3 separate regions of the Homo sapiens genome follow, and regions 2 and 3 are each linked to region 1. Evidence: chromatin contacts called from ENCODE Hi-C or POLR2A ChIA-PET data. All regions are on one chromosome and are shown on one strand. The core of a region is the stretch at or near the end of the contact, and the rest is flanking DNA. Distances in the headings are between cores, read along the strand shown. Region 1 holds the start of MAST2 (microtubule associated serine/threonine kinase 2). Region 2 holds the start of TMEM53 (transmembrane protein 53). Region 3 holds the start of PLK3 (polo like kinase 3).

Region 1 (3,763 bases), core at 425-2,924:
GTAGCTGGGACTACAGGCACCCACCACCACGCCTGGCTAATTTTTTTGTATTTTTAGTAGAGACGGGGTTTCACTGTGTTAGCCAGGATGGTCTCGATCTCCTGAATTCATGATCTGCCCGCCTTGGCCTCCCAAAGTGCTGGGATTATAGGCGTGAGCCACTGCACCCGGTCCATTTAATTGTTTTAAGCAAGCAAGTAACATATAGGAAGAGTCTTGTGAGGGCTTTTTGAAGGATGAGTTTAAAGACAATGAGACTGGCATAAGTGAACCCGTTGAAGGCTTTCTCAGTCAAGTAGGTGAGGGAAGATGAAACTTGAGGTGGTGCCAATGGGACGGAAAGAGGAGGCAGATTGGAGAAATAGTGAGGTTATAGAGGCAATAAGACTTGTTCATTTATTGGATGTGAGGAAAGGACAAGGAAGGAGTCCAGGATGATTTCCAGGTTTCTGGTTGAGGCAACTGGATGGGTGGTAAGGAACTGGGACAGGGAATAGAGGAGCAGGCTGGTGACAGGCCGTAGAGCACATTGGTTATGTGCATCCTCCCGGCCTCCCAGAAGGAATCCATCACTTTTTCCACTTTTATAGGTGTTTCCGCACTGTCTTTCTGTCCGGATCTGGCAGACCTGGGTTTGAGTCCTGGCTCTGGACTTATAAGCTGTGTGATGTTGAGCATATTATGTAATTTGAGCCTATTTCCTCAACTGTAAAATGGAAATACAACTTACTTCTTGTTTGTGTATGTCTGAATTGAATGCACAGTGTGTGGTATGCAGTGGGCACTCCATAGTGTTGGCTATTTTTATTACTCAGAAAGGGGTCAGGGAAGAGGCCCAGGACAAATGGGTGAAGGCTTTAAGCAAGGCTTCTAGGTCAAAAGAGGAAAAACACAACATGTGGCAGACCAGCTGAAGCCAGAGGGAGGCCAGAGCTGAGCTACCACCACATGTTGCTGAGCAGATGAGTCACTGCAGGCAGCAGGTCAGGCTACCCAGGCCACAGCAGACTGGGCTGGGCTCTACACGATGACTTCATTGTATGCCTTTTTTGTCCTCTCCTCCTCCCAGAAGGAATCCATCACTTTTTCCACTTTTATAGGCGTTTCCACACTGTCTTACTGTCCGGAAAGAGCAAACACGGTGGAAAGGGACAGAAGAGCCAGAATTCCGTCTAGTTTGATCACTGATTTGCTGGGTGACCTGGTGCATTTCACTTCGCCTCAGTCTCTTTATCTGTAATATGAGAATGCGCAGATTTGCCTCCTAAGTGTGATGTGAGAATTAGGTGAGAGTTGGCAGGCACTAAATAAAAAAGCATGCATTAGCCTTCTATTCATTAGTTGTGTTATTCTGTCTCCTTCCTGCTCCCGGCCCCTCTCTCCCTAGTTCTTTGAGGACACCGATCGACTCGAACTCATTTTTGGGTCCCCAGCACTGAGCTTGGCCCAGCAGTTTCATGAATGGATGAATGAAAGATTCAATGGGAGTCCGCAGCCGCTGACGGCGCGCCGAGAGCCCCGCTCGCTTCTGGTCCTCCGACTGCGCGCCAGGGCCACGGGCGGGTCCTTTGCGACCGTTCGCTGGCGCGTGCGCGGGAGGCGGCGCGCGGCCGGAGGTGGCGGGCGGGCTCCCGGTGCGCGCGCGTGAGGGGCGGGGCCGGCCGAAGGCTGGCTGTAGGCAGGCGGCTGAGCCGGCGGCGGGTGGCCTGCCCAACGTGTGCTGGGTGGGAGAAGGCGAGGCGTCAGCGATGCTGTCTCTTCCGTGAGGAGCGCAGAGGAGGTCGCGGCGCCGGAGGCCCCAGAAGGCTCGAAGGCGCCGCGGGCTGGGGTCGGTGGCTTAGGGAGCCCGTCCGGCCATGGTGGCCGCGGGTGGTGGTTGGCGCGGCTGCGCTGCGGCCCGGGGCAGTGCGGAGCCGGGACAGTCGCGGCGCTGACGCCCGCGGGCCCCAGCTGCAGATATGAAGCGGAGCCGCTGCCGCGACCGACCGCAGCCGCCGCCGCCCGACCGCCGGGAGGATGGAGTTCAGCGGGCAGCGGAGCTGTCTCAGTCTTTGCCGCCGCGCCGGCGAGCGCCGCCCGGGAGGCAGCGGCTGGAGGAGCGGACGGGCCCCGCGGGGCCCGAGGGCAAGGAGCAGGTAGGGCGGGTTGGGATCCGGGAGGGTGAACCTGAATGGAAGCCGTGGGGGAGGGGATCTTCGGCGGGAGGACCCGGGCTGGAGCTTTGGAGGGGTGGGGTCTGAGTAGTTCGCGGGGAGGAGTGGGAGGTCTGGGGAGGCCGAGAAATGGGGAGTGGAGAAATGGAAGTGGTGGCCTGGGGTTGTATTGGAAATGGGGGTGTAGAAGAATGAAAAATTGGTGCAAGAGATAGTCAGGGGTTCTGGATGGGGCGAAAGGACGCTGGAATGTGGGCTGAGTGTGTGAGCTGCAACGAGTAGGCTTACTAAAGAGGCGTTGAGGAGTTATCCATAGGAGTAAATAGAGTAAGATGTAAGTCAATTTGATGTAGTGTTATCCTGTTTTCTAGAGGTTGTCCTTAAAATTGTAAAAACGGATGACACTCCCAAGCATTCTCTGATTTGGCCATCATTATACTTTTGTACCAGTGTGTTCACAATCATTGTTAAGGCTCTCTTTACCAACCATCTATTTCACAAGAAAGCACTTGTGAAACACCTGCATGTGAGCAGTGTTAAGCCCAATTTTGTGAACAGAATTCGTAGATATATGGTTTGCCTGCTAGTTTTCCACTGAAAACACATTACTGGGAAAACACAGCAGCATACAAATATTCATGGAGTTTCTGAATGAACAGGATATGTTTATGTAATTTATTAGTCAAGAGTAGGTGTATTTATGAGTAGGGGATAAAGGTCAGTTTTATCAGGCAGGAGAAGCTGCCACTAGTAGCGGTAATAAGTTTAGTGAAAGGAGAATAAGTAATCCTTGGTCTTGTTGGATTTACAGAAAAATGTTCTGTAGTAATGAACTCTAGTGACAGCTTTCCTTTTGTTCAGCTCTATTCGGGATCCTACTGACTTCATCCATGAATGTTTTAAGACTTCTTATAGGTCTCTTACCTCTTTTCTCTCAGATAAATTAGCATTTTCCTTAGACATTTTTTTTTTTTTTTGAGACGAAGTCTCGCTCTGTCGCCCAGGGGAGAGTGCAGTGGCATTATTTCGGCTCACTGCAACCTCCACCTCCTGGGTTCAGCGATTCTCCTGCCTCAGCCTCCCGGCTAGCTGGGATTACAGGTGCCTACCACCATGTCCAGCTAATTTTTTTGTATTTTTAGCAGAGACAGGGTTTCACCATGTTGGCCAGGCTGGTCTGGAACTCTGACCTCAGGTAATCGGGATTACAGGCATGAGCCAGTGTGCCCGGCCCTTTAGACAGTTTAAAAATTATATACCATGCTAGGTAGCCCTTGGACTTTTCCCCCCTTTTGTTCTTCCACCTCTTATTCCCCACTGAGCCCTGAGGAGACTGCACCATTGACCATCTCTGCCCCGCTTCTAGCTGCTGAGCATTGTCCTCTTGCTGCAATTTACTCCCCCATGTGCCTAATACTTATCTTTTACATTCTCTGCAGTATCATCTAGTCAAAACTTGTACAATGAACTTCAAGTCCAGGTCCTTTCCTGTCTCAGTTTACCTGTCCAGTTGACCTTACTGCGTATTTCATGGTAGAGTTCAAGATTACTTGATTTTTCCCTCCTCTTTATTTTATGATTTTTGTGTTTTCTCATCCTTAGCTTCAGTC
Region 2 (3,763 bases), core at 413-2,912, 1.1 Mb before region 1:
TGCAATGGCAGCACCTGCACTGTGCCAGGGACACACATCCAAACGCTACCTCGTAACCCTCGCAATCCCACGAGGAGGTAGGCACTAGTACTCTTCCCATTTCACAGTGGAGGAATCTCAGGCTCAGGGAGGTTCAATAGCTTGCCAAAGACATATAACTTGTAAGACATGGAGCTGAAATGTGAACCAGGACCACGAGGCTGCCCTCCTGGCCGTGCAGAAGGCAGCTCCAACCCTTTGCAGCCGAAGACTCTCCAAAGGAAATAATATTAACTGACTTCATGGCTTGCTGACGCCAAAACGTGTCCAAAGTATTTTTACATCTATAAACCCAAAAGCGCTAAGCCAGCAGATCCAGTTCTAGGGAAAAACAGCTGGTCTGGGGCCATCTGTTCTGCGGGAGTCTAAGGGCTGCCCTCTCCTAGACTCCAACCAAAGAACATGAGATGCTACGGGAGGGATCTGGGAAGGCTCTCCTTAAGGAGGTAAGTTTTATGGAGAGCAGAGTATAAGATCAAACCTTTGCATTAGAAAGATCACTGTGGTAGCAGTTTAAGAGGCTGGGCTGCAGGCAGTGAGACAGGAGGCGTGAAGGCGATGCTGGACTAATGCAAGTGAGGGACACGCTGGCCTCAGGCTGATCATACTTCAAGGCCCTTCTGCCAGAATTCCCAGAGAGACCAAACTTTCCACTCTCTGGACCCCGATCTACTCACACTGTCATGGATGCGGGCCTGCTGTCAATCCTAATTTTGTGGAGAATCCTACATGTCTTTCTTTAATGTAAGGAGAGAAACAATGCTGATCGTAAATGCCAATTACTGAACTCACTCCATGCCAGGCCCTTTACACAATCTCCAGATGGCCCCAACAGCCCTATGAGGAAGGTTACTATCCTTATCCCGGTTTTGCAGAGGAGGAAACTGAAGTTCAGAGAAGGTAGCTTACCAAAGGTAATCCAGCTCCTAAAGGAAGGAGTCAGGATTTCAGTCGAGTTCTACCCGACGGCAGAGACTGCACTGTTAACCACTGCCGAGAAGAGTGGAGAGGGACGGCTAAGGGTTCTGAGTCCCGGGCTTCTGCGAGGATCGGTGACCCCGCGAGCCTCCCCCTCCACGCCTTCGGGAAAATAATAAGTGATAGGCTAGATGTGGGAAGCCCAATCCCAAACAAAGGAATCAGGAGGGATCCAGCTTTCGGCAGCCTTCAGCTATGAGAAGTGATTAAAGGGCATGGACCTGAGCACCCCGGACAGGAAAGACAGAAAAAGAGGTCCCAAGCGAGCAGCTGACTCGGGCAGAGGCGGGGCTCGCCAGGGAGGAACACTCTGGGGCGGGACTTACGAGGGGCGGGGCTCTCTGAGCCTCTCTAAGTCTAGGACCTGCCAGACCCTATGAGGGGGCGGCCCGAGGGAGGGCGGGGCCGCATGAGGGGCGGGGCTACAGCTGCGCTCGCAACCCACAGGTTCATGAGGTCACCTCCCCGCGCCTGGACCCAACCCTCATTCCATACTCTGGCTCCAGCAGGGCTGATCCGGGATCTCGATGGTGTAGTCCAGCTCTGCCGAGGCCATGGTGAAGGCGCCGGCCCAGAGCACGGGTCTCCAGCCGGAACTCCCGCTTGCGCACCCGTGCCTCACCCGGGCGCCTCCTGGGCGCCGCCCAATCACCACACACCTCCCCCAACACGGCCCAATCCCTGCGCCGCGCTCTGTGACCTCCCGCCTTAGCAACCACCGAGTCTCTTCCAGAGCCTCTCGCCTCACCCCACTAGCTCGGCCCTAGCAACCATGCCCCGCCCCTATTACTGACCCGCAGCCATTGGCTAATTCGCTTGATCTGGATCAGGTATTGGTCAGCCGGGGCGCCGGTCAGGAAGAGTCCCCACCCTCTCATGTAGGTGAGAGGCGGCTGAAGAGTTGCTGTATTCTGGGAATGGGCAGGGTCACTCGTCCGAACAGAGTCCTATCCTACGCGGCGGAAGAGTGTGCCCTTTGACTTGCATCGTCTACCTACCTCTGCCATCCTCTACCAGCCGCAACTGCGAGGGCTGGAGGTATAAAACCGTACAAAACGGCCTAGGGGGCGCGTGCCGACCCAACCTCCACCCAGTGGGGTTGAGGCATATTCTGGATGGATGGATGGATGGATGGATGGATGGGTGGATGGGAAGCAGTCTTCAGTTGATGACTTTAGAGAATGCCCTGTTGATAGGGCCCACCGAGGAGCTGGGAGTGCAACTTTCTTGCATTTATCTATATTTACATACTATGTGCCAGCATATTTACATACTATGTGCCAGAGACTGGGTGGGCTAAATAAGGTTCCTTAGGCCCTAGTGAGAATCAAGCTTTTGGCCCTCCCTCTCCCATGTCTTAACGGGAGAGGGAGAGAAACCATGCATGAAGCAACTCTGATTCTGCGTGTGAGATAAATACTACAGAAGAGTAAGGATTTGAGGAGCTCAGAATCAGAGAAGGGGCATTTATGGCAGTGGGGTTGGCTCTTGAGCTGGGCCTTGAAAGACTTTTAGAGATAGGGAGGGGGAAAGACTCTTTGCATGCCAGGCGCGGTGGCTCAAACTCGTAATCCCAGCACTTTGGAAGGCCAAGACGGGAGAATGGCTTGAAGGAGTTCAAGACCAGCCTGGGCAACATAGTGAGACCTTCATCTCTACAAAATTAAAATTTTAAAAATTAGCCAGGCATGGTAGCGCATGCCTGAAGTCCCAGCTACTTGGAAAGCTGAGGTGGGAGGATCACTTGAGTCAGGAGGTCAAAGCTGCAGTAAGCCATGATTGTGCCACTGCACTCCAGCCTGGGTGACAGAGTGAGACCCTGTCTCAAAAAACAAAACAAAGAGCCCAGTGTGGTGTCTCACCCCTGTAATCCCAGCACTTTGGGAGGCTGAGGCGGGCGTATCACTTCAGGTCAGGAGTTCGAGACCAGCCTGGCCAACATGGCGAAACCCCATCTCTACTAAAAATACAAAAATTAGCCGGGCATGGTGGTGCACACCTGTAATCCCAGCTACTTGGGAGGCTGAGGCAGGAGAATGGCTTGAACCTGGGAGGTAGAGGTGGCAGTGAGCCGAGATTGCTCCACTGCACTCCAGCCTGGGTGACAGAGCGCGACTCTGTCTCAAAAAAAAAGAAACATTAGTGCAGGAACTGGATTGAGGATTGGGAGAAGGAGGGAGACCAGTTAGGAGGTTGTTTCAGTAGTGGGGAAGGATTATGGTGGCACAAAGCATGGAGTGGCAGCTGAAATGGAAAGGGCAGGATGAATTCCTTAGACACTTATAGCTAGAAAAAAATGGACTTGGTTACTAATTGGGTGTGGGGGAAGTAAGGGAAATGAAGGATGACTTCTAGATTCCTGGTTTGGGCAAACAGGAAGGAGAGGAAGCAGGGGTTTTTAGGAGAGGGTCAGTTCTGGGCACGGTGAGCTTGGGGTGCCAATGGAACATCCAAGTGGAGGTATCCAGAAGGCCATTGGATATGCCTAACTGGAGTTCGCCAGATAAGTCTAACTGGAAGTTGCAGTGTGGGAGTCTATGGGGCCTTATAGATGCCAGCCACACCAATAGATTTGTTGAGCTTGCCCAGGGAGTAAGTGTAGAGTCAGAAGAGACCTAGGACAGAGCCCTGAGAAACACCCAAGTTTGAGGGTCTGGCAAAGGAGGACGAACCTGCAAAGGTAATCAAGATGAAGTGTCCAAAATGGTAAGAAGATCAGTAGTAGTATGTGGTGTTTCAGAAGCCA
Region 3 (3,763 bases), core at 599-3,098, 1.0 Mb before region 1:
TTTTGGCTACTAGTATTTCTCCACATCTGAGGCTATCGTGGGTCTCCCTTCAGTGGTCATGAAGGACAAGGTTGGAGAAGTTTGCCCTCGTGAGTCTGATGAGGGATTGGGTGGGATCCCTCTAATAGCATATGGAGGGGATGAAATGGGCATGAGACCAAAGGCCAGGAGAGCAGCAAGGAGCTGTGGCAATCATCCTGACAAGAGAGACTGTGGCCCAGGCCAGGGTGTGAGGGGAAGATGGAGCCAAGGGGATAGATATCAGAGCTATTTGGGAGGTAAAATTGGCACAAATTGGGTACTCAGCAAATATTTGTTGACTTTCCTGGCTACTCTTTCTAAAGTAGGCTCTTCATTTGCTCTTCTGTTTATTCTTCCTTCATAGCACTTTTCACAGCCTGCAATTACCTTGTTTATCTGCTTGCCTATTGTCTGTTTCCATCAAGCAGAATGTAAACTAAATGAGGGCTGCAAGCTTGATTAGTTTTATTCGAGATAGTGTCCAGCACTTAGCAGATGCTCTCAATAAATCTTTGAGGAATGGCATGGTAATTGATTGGCTGGCACAGAGGGAGGGCAGAGAGGTGAGAGACAAGGCCAGGAGGCCTGTGGTCCTGGGCCTCTGTCTCTGGCCCTGGGAAGGGTGGGCATTGCGCAGGGGTCTAGGGGTCCACGTGGTCCAGAGACTAGCTGCCCAAGTGCCCGTGTCTAGCATTTGAGAAAATGCAATTCCCAGCCAGGCAAGGTGGCTCACGCCTGTAATCCCAGCACTTTGGGACGCCGAAGCGGGTAGATCACCTGAGGTTGGGAGTTCCAGACCAGTCTGACCAACATGGAGAAACCCCGTCTCTACTTAAAAAAAAAAAAATACAAAATTAGCCGGGTGTGATGGCGCATGCCTGTAATCCCAGCTGCTCGGGAGGCTGAGGCAGGAGAATCGCTTGAACCTGGGAGGCAGAGTTTGCGATGAGCCAAGATCGCGCCATTGCACTCCAGCCTAGGCAACAAGAGCGAAACTCTGTCTCAAAAAAAAAAAAAAGAAAGAAAGAAAGAAAAAAGAAAATCCAATTCCCATTCACTTTCTGGCCTCTGGCTGCTGACCCAGGCCCGGGGGTATTTTCAGAGGAAGGGAATTGCGGACCCCGGAGGAACCCGAAATTTGCCCCTCAAGAGTGTAGAAGTGGGTAGCGGAAGATGTGGCCTGGAGCATGGTAAAAGCCTTGAAATTCCAGACTCTGCTTGACTCCTAAACCTGGCAAGGCAGCCCTCGGGCCAGGCAAGCCAGGCGCGAGACTGTGCCTTCCTTCCAGGCCCTAAAGAGGGCAGCACTGGGCCGGGCCCCGGGCGAGGGCGAGGGACACACGCGGTCCGGCACACTGAAAGGGGAGTGTCGGGTAACATGCCCGGGCAAAAGCGAGCGCCGCCCCTGCCTCTCCGCTGCTGGCTGGAACGCTGATCTATCTAGTTGCTGGGGAGACGCCCCCAGATGCCCGGGCCCCACTCGGACTTCAGCACACATCCCGAAGGATGGGGAAAGAAAGAGGCCCCCACGAGCGGGACTCGCAGTGGCCAAGGAGGGGTGAGAGGCGGACAGGGATCAGCTGGCCCCTGCGGCCTGGTTGCACCTGCATGGTGACTAGCTGCCGGGCTGCGCCCCGGGGCGCGGCGAGGAGGCGGGGTCTGGCAGTGCGTTGGGTGGGGGAGGAGCTTCTGGGTGATGTAAGGCCGGGAATGGGAGTGGCCTCTCCTCGACTCGCTGCTAGGAAGGGGGCGGGACTCTCGGTGACCAGACGCCGGGGAGGGGGCAGGCGTTCATTGATAAAACGCTGGGCTCCCCTGGGCGCCAGCGCAGCGTAGCAAATCCAGGCAGCGCCACGCGCGGCCGGGGCCGGGCGGAACCGAGAAGCCGGGACCGCGCTGCGACGCGCCGGCCGCATGGAGCCTGCCGCCGGTTTCCTGTCTCCGCGCCCCTTCCAGCGTGCGGCCGCCGCGCCCGCTCCCCCGGCCGGGCCCGGGCCGCCTCCGAGTGCCTTGCGCGGACCTGAGCTGGAGATGCTGGCCGGGCTACCGACGTCAGACCCCGGGCGCCTCATCACGGACCCGCGCAGCGGCCGCACCTACCTCAAAGGCCGCTTGTTGGGCAAGGTGGGCCGAGGGACGTCCGCGGGGTGGTGATGGTGGAGGTGGGGGTCCCGGCCGGCCTCTTTTCTGGCGCCGAGCAGGGCGTGGGCACTTGACCCCCAACGCGGGGACGCCCGCGGGCCAGACTCGGCCCCCCTGGAACAACCAGCCTGATGCCCCCTCTTCACAGGGGGGCTTCGCCCGCTGCTACGAGGCCACTGACACAGAGACTGGCAGCGCCTACGCTGTCAAAGTCATCCCGCAGAGCCGCGTCGCCAAGCCGCATCAGCGCGAGAAGGTGGGTCCAGGCTCAGCGGGCGAGGGGTGGGGTGGGGACGGTGGCATGGGAACCATGGAAGGATGACGACTCCGCGCCCTCATCGCAGATCCTAAATGAGATTGAGCTGCACCGAGACCTGCAGCACCGCCACATCGTGCGTTTTTCGCACCACTTTGAGGACGCTGACAACATCTACATTTTCTTGGAGCTCTGCAGCCGAAAGGTGAAAGATGGTGATTCCCGCAGGGATGAGAGTGAGGGAGAGAAGACAGTCTTTTTTTTTTTTTTTTTTTTTTTTGAGATGGAGTCTTGCTCTGTTGCCCAGGCTGGAGTGCAGTGGCGCGATCTCGGCTCACTGCAATCTCTGCCTCCCGGGTTCAAGCAATTCTCCTGCCTCAGCCTCCTGAGTAGCTGGGATTACAGGCATGCACCACCACGCCCGGCTAATTTTTGTATTTTTAGTAGAGACAGGGTTTCACCCTGTTGGTCAGGCTGGTCTCAAACTCCTGACCTTGTGATACACCTGCCTTGGCCTCCCAAAGTGCTGGGATTACAGGCGTGAGCCACTACACCCAGCCGAGAAGACAGTCTTAAGACCCAAAGCTGGGGCCCTGTTTCTTCCTCAGGGAGCACAGATGGAGGGGGAGGGGGAGGGAGGGCTCACCAGGGGCTGAGGCAGTGGCTCTCTGCAGTCCCTGGCCCACATCTGGAAGGCCCGGCACACCCTGTTGGAGCCAGAAGTGCGCTACTACCTGCGGCAGATCCTTTCTGGCCTCAAGTACTTGCACCAGCGCGGCATCTTGCACCGGGACCTCAAGTTGGGTGAGACTCCTGAGCCTGGAGGATGGGAGGTTGGGGAGGGAGGGAGGGAGGGAGGAAGGAAAGAATCTGACACACCTCTCTTGCCCCATCTAGGAAATTTTTTCATCACTGAGAACATGGAACTGAAGGTGGGGGATTTTGGGCTGGCAGCCCGGTTGGAGCCTCCGGAGCAGAGGAAGAAGTGAGTTTTGAGGAAAGGGGCCCTGTGTGTGATACAGATGACATGCGTGATAGACAGTGCATATGTATGTGGGAGGCAAGGTGACTGCCTGATGTGTGCATGAGATAAATGGGAAGGGATGATGGGCTGTTCATGCATGTGTGAAGGTGGAGGTGGCAGCCTGTGTTACCGAGACCGGTGGAGAGGGGGAGGATCCTATAGGTGTATGACACAGATAGGGTAGGTGACTCTGAGTCCCTGAGACAGATGGGGGTATACAGATTCTTGGAGGCACATGACTTACCCTTTGTGTGGATGGGGGAAGGTGACAGGCAGCGTGTATGTGTGTGTGAGAGACAGACTGAGAGTGTGGAAATGGT

Evidence for each region. A loop is a pair of places that touch in the nucleus more often than their neighbours do. ChIA-PET counts read pairs that join two places held with the same protein, here RNA polymerase II (POLR2A). Pooled maps may share reads with other maps.
Region 2: a loop to region 1 is called in a pooled map, with 9 times the contacts of the local background. The contact joins the promoter of TMEM53 here to the promoter of MAST2 in region 1. A Hi-C loop is called at or near these places in 1 of 37 single-sample maps with no recorded cell type and 6 of 50 pooled maps. POLR2A ChIA-PET finds 5 or more read pairs at or near these places in 1 of 52 experiments (activated B cell).
Region 3: a loop to region 1 is called in a pooled map, with 5 times the contacts of the local background. The contact joins the promoter of PLK3 here to the promoter of MAST2 in region 1. A Hi-C loop is called at or near these places in 4 of 50 pooled maps. POLR2A ChIA-PET finds 5 or more read pairs at or near these places in 2 of 52 experiments (OCI-LY7 and activated CD8-positive, alpha-beta memory T cell).

The regions. Positions count from the first base shown.
Region 1 is chr1:45,801,938-45,805,700 of GRCh38, forward strand. It overlaps MAST2 (microtubule associated serine/threonine kinase 2), which reads left to right and starts at 1,675. Exons shown (of 29, transcript NM_015112.3): 1 at 1,675-2,135. The coding sequence starts at 1,959. RefSeq lists a silencer at 1,503-1,942.
Region 2 is chr1:44,672,819-44,676,581 of GRCh38, forward strand. TMEM53 (transmembrane protein 53) reads right to left here and starts at 1,663. Exons shown (of 3, transcript NM_024587.4): 1 at 1,513-1,663. The coding sequence starts at 1,573. ARMH1 (armadillo like helical domain containing 1) reads left to right here and starts at 1,896. Exons shown (of 12, transcript NM_001145636.2): 1 at 1,896-2,055. RefSeq lists an enhancer at 1,107-1,608 and silencers at 1,376-1,515, 1,666-1,715, 1,786-1,835.
Region 3 is chr1:44,798,529-44,802,291 of GRCh38, forward strand. PLK3 (polo like kinase 3) reads left to right here and starts at 1,849. Exons shown (of 15, transcript NM_004073.4): 1 at 1,849-2,145; 2 at 2,312-2,419; 3 at 2,508-2,624; 4 at 3,094-3,223; 5 at 3,317-3,404. The coding sequence starts at 1,936. RefSeq lists enhancers at 853-1,521, 1,206-1,265, 1,316-1,705, 2,476-2,525 and a silencer at 1,806-2,085.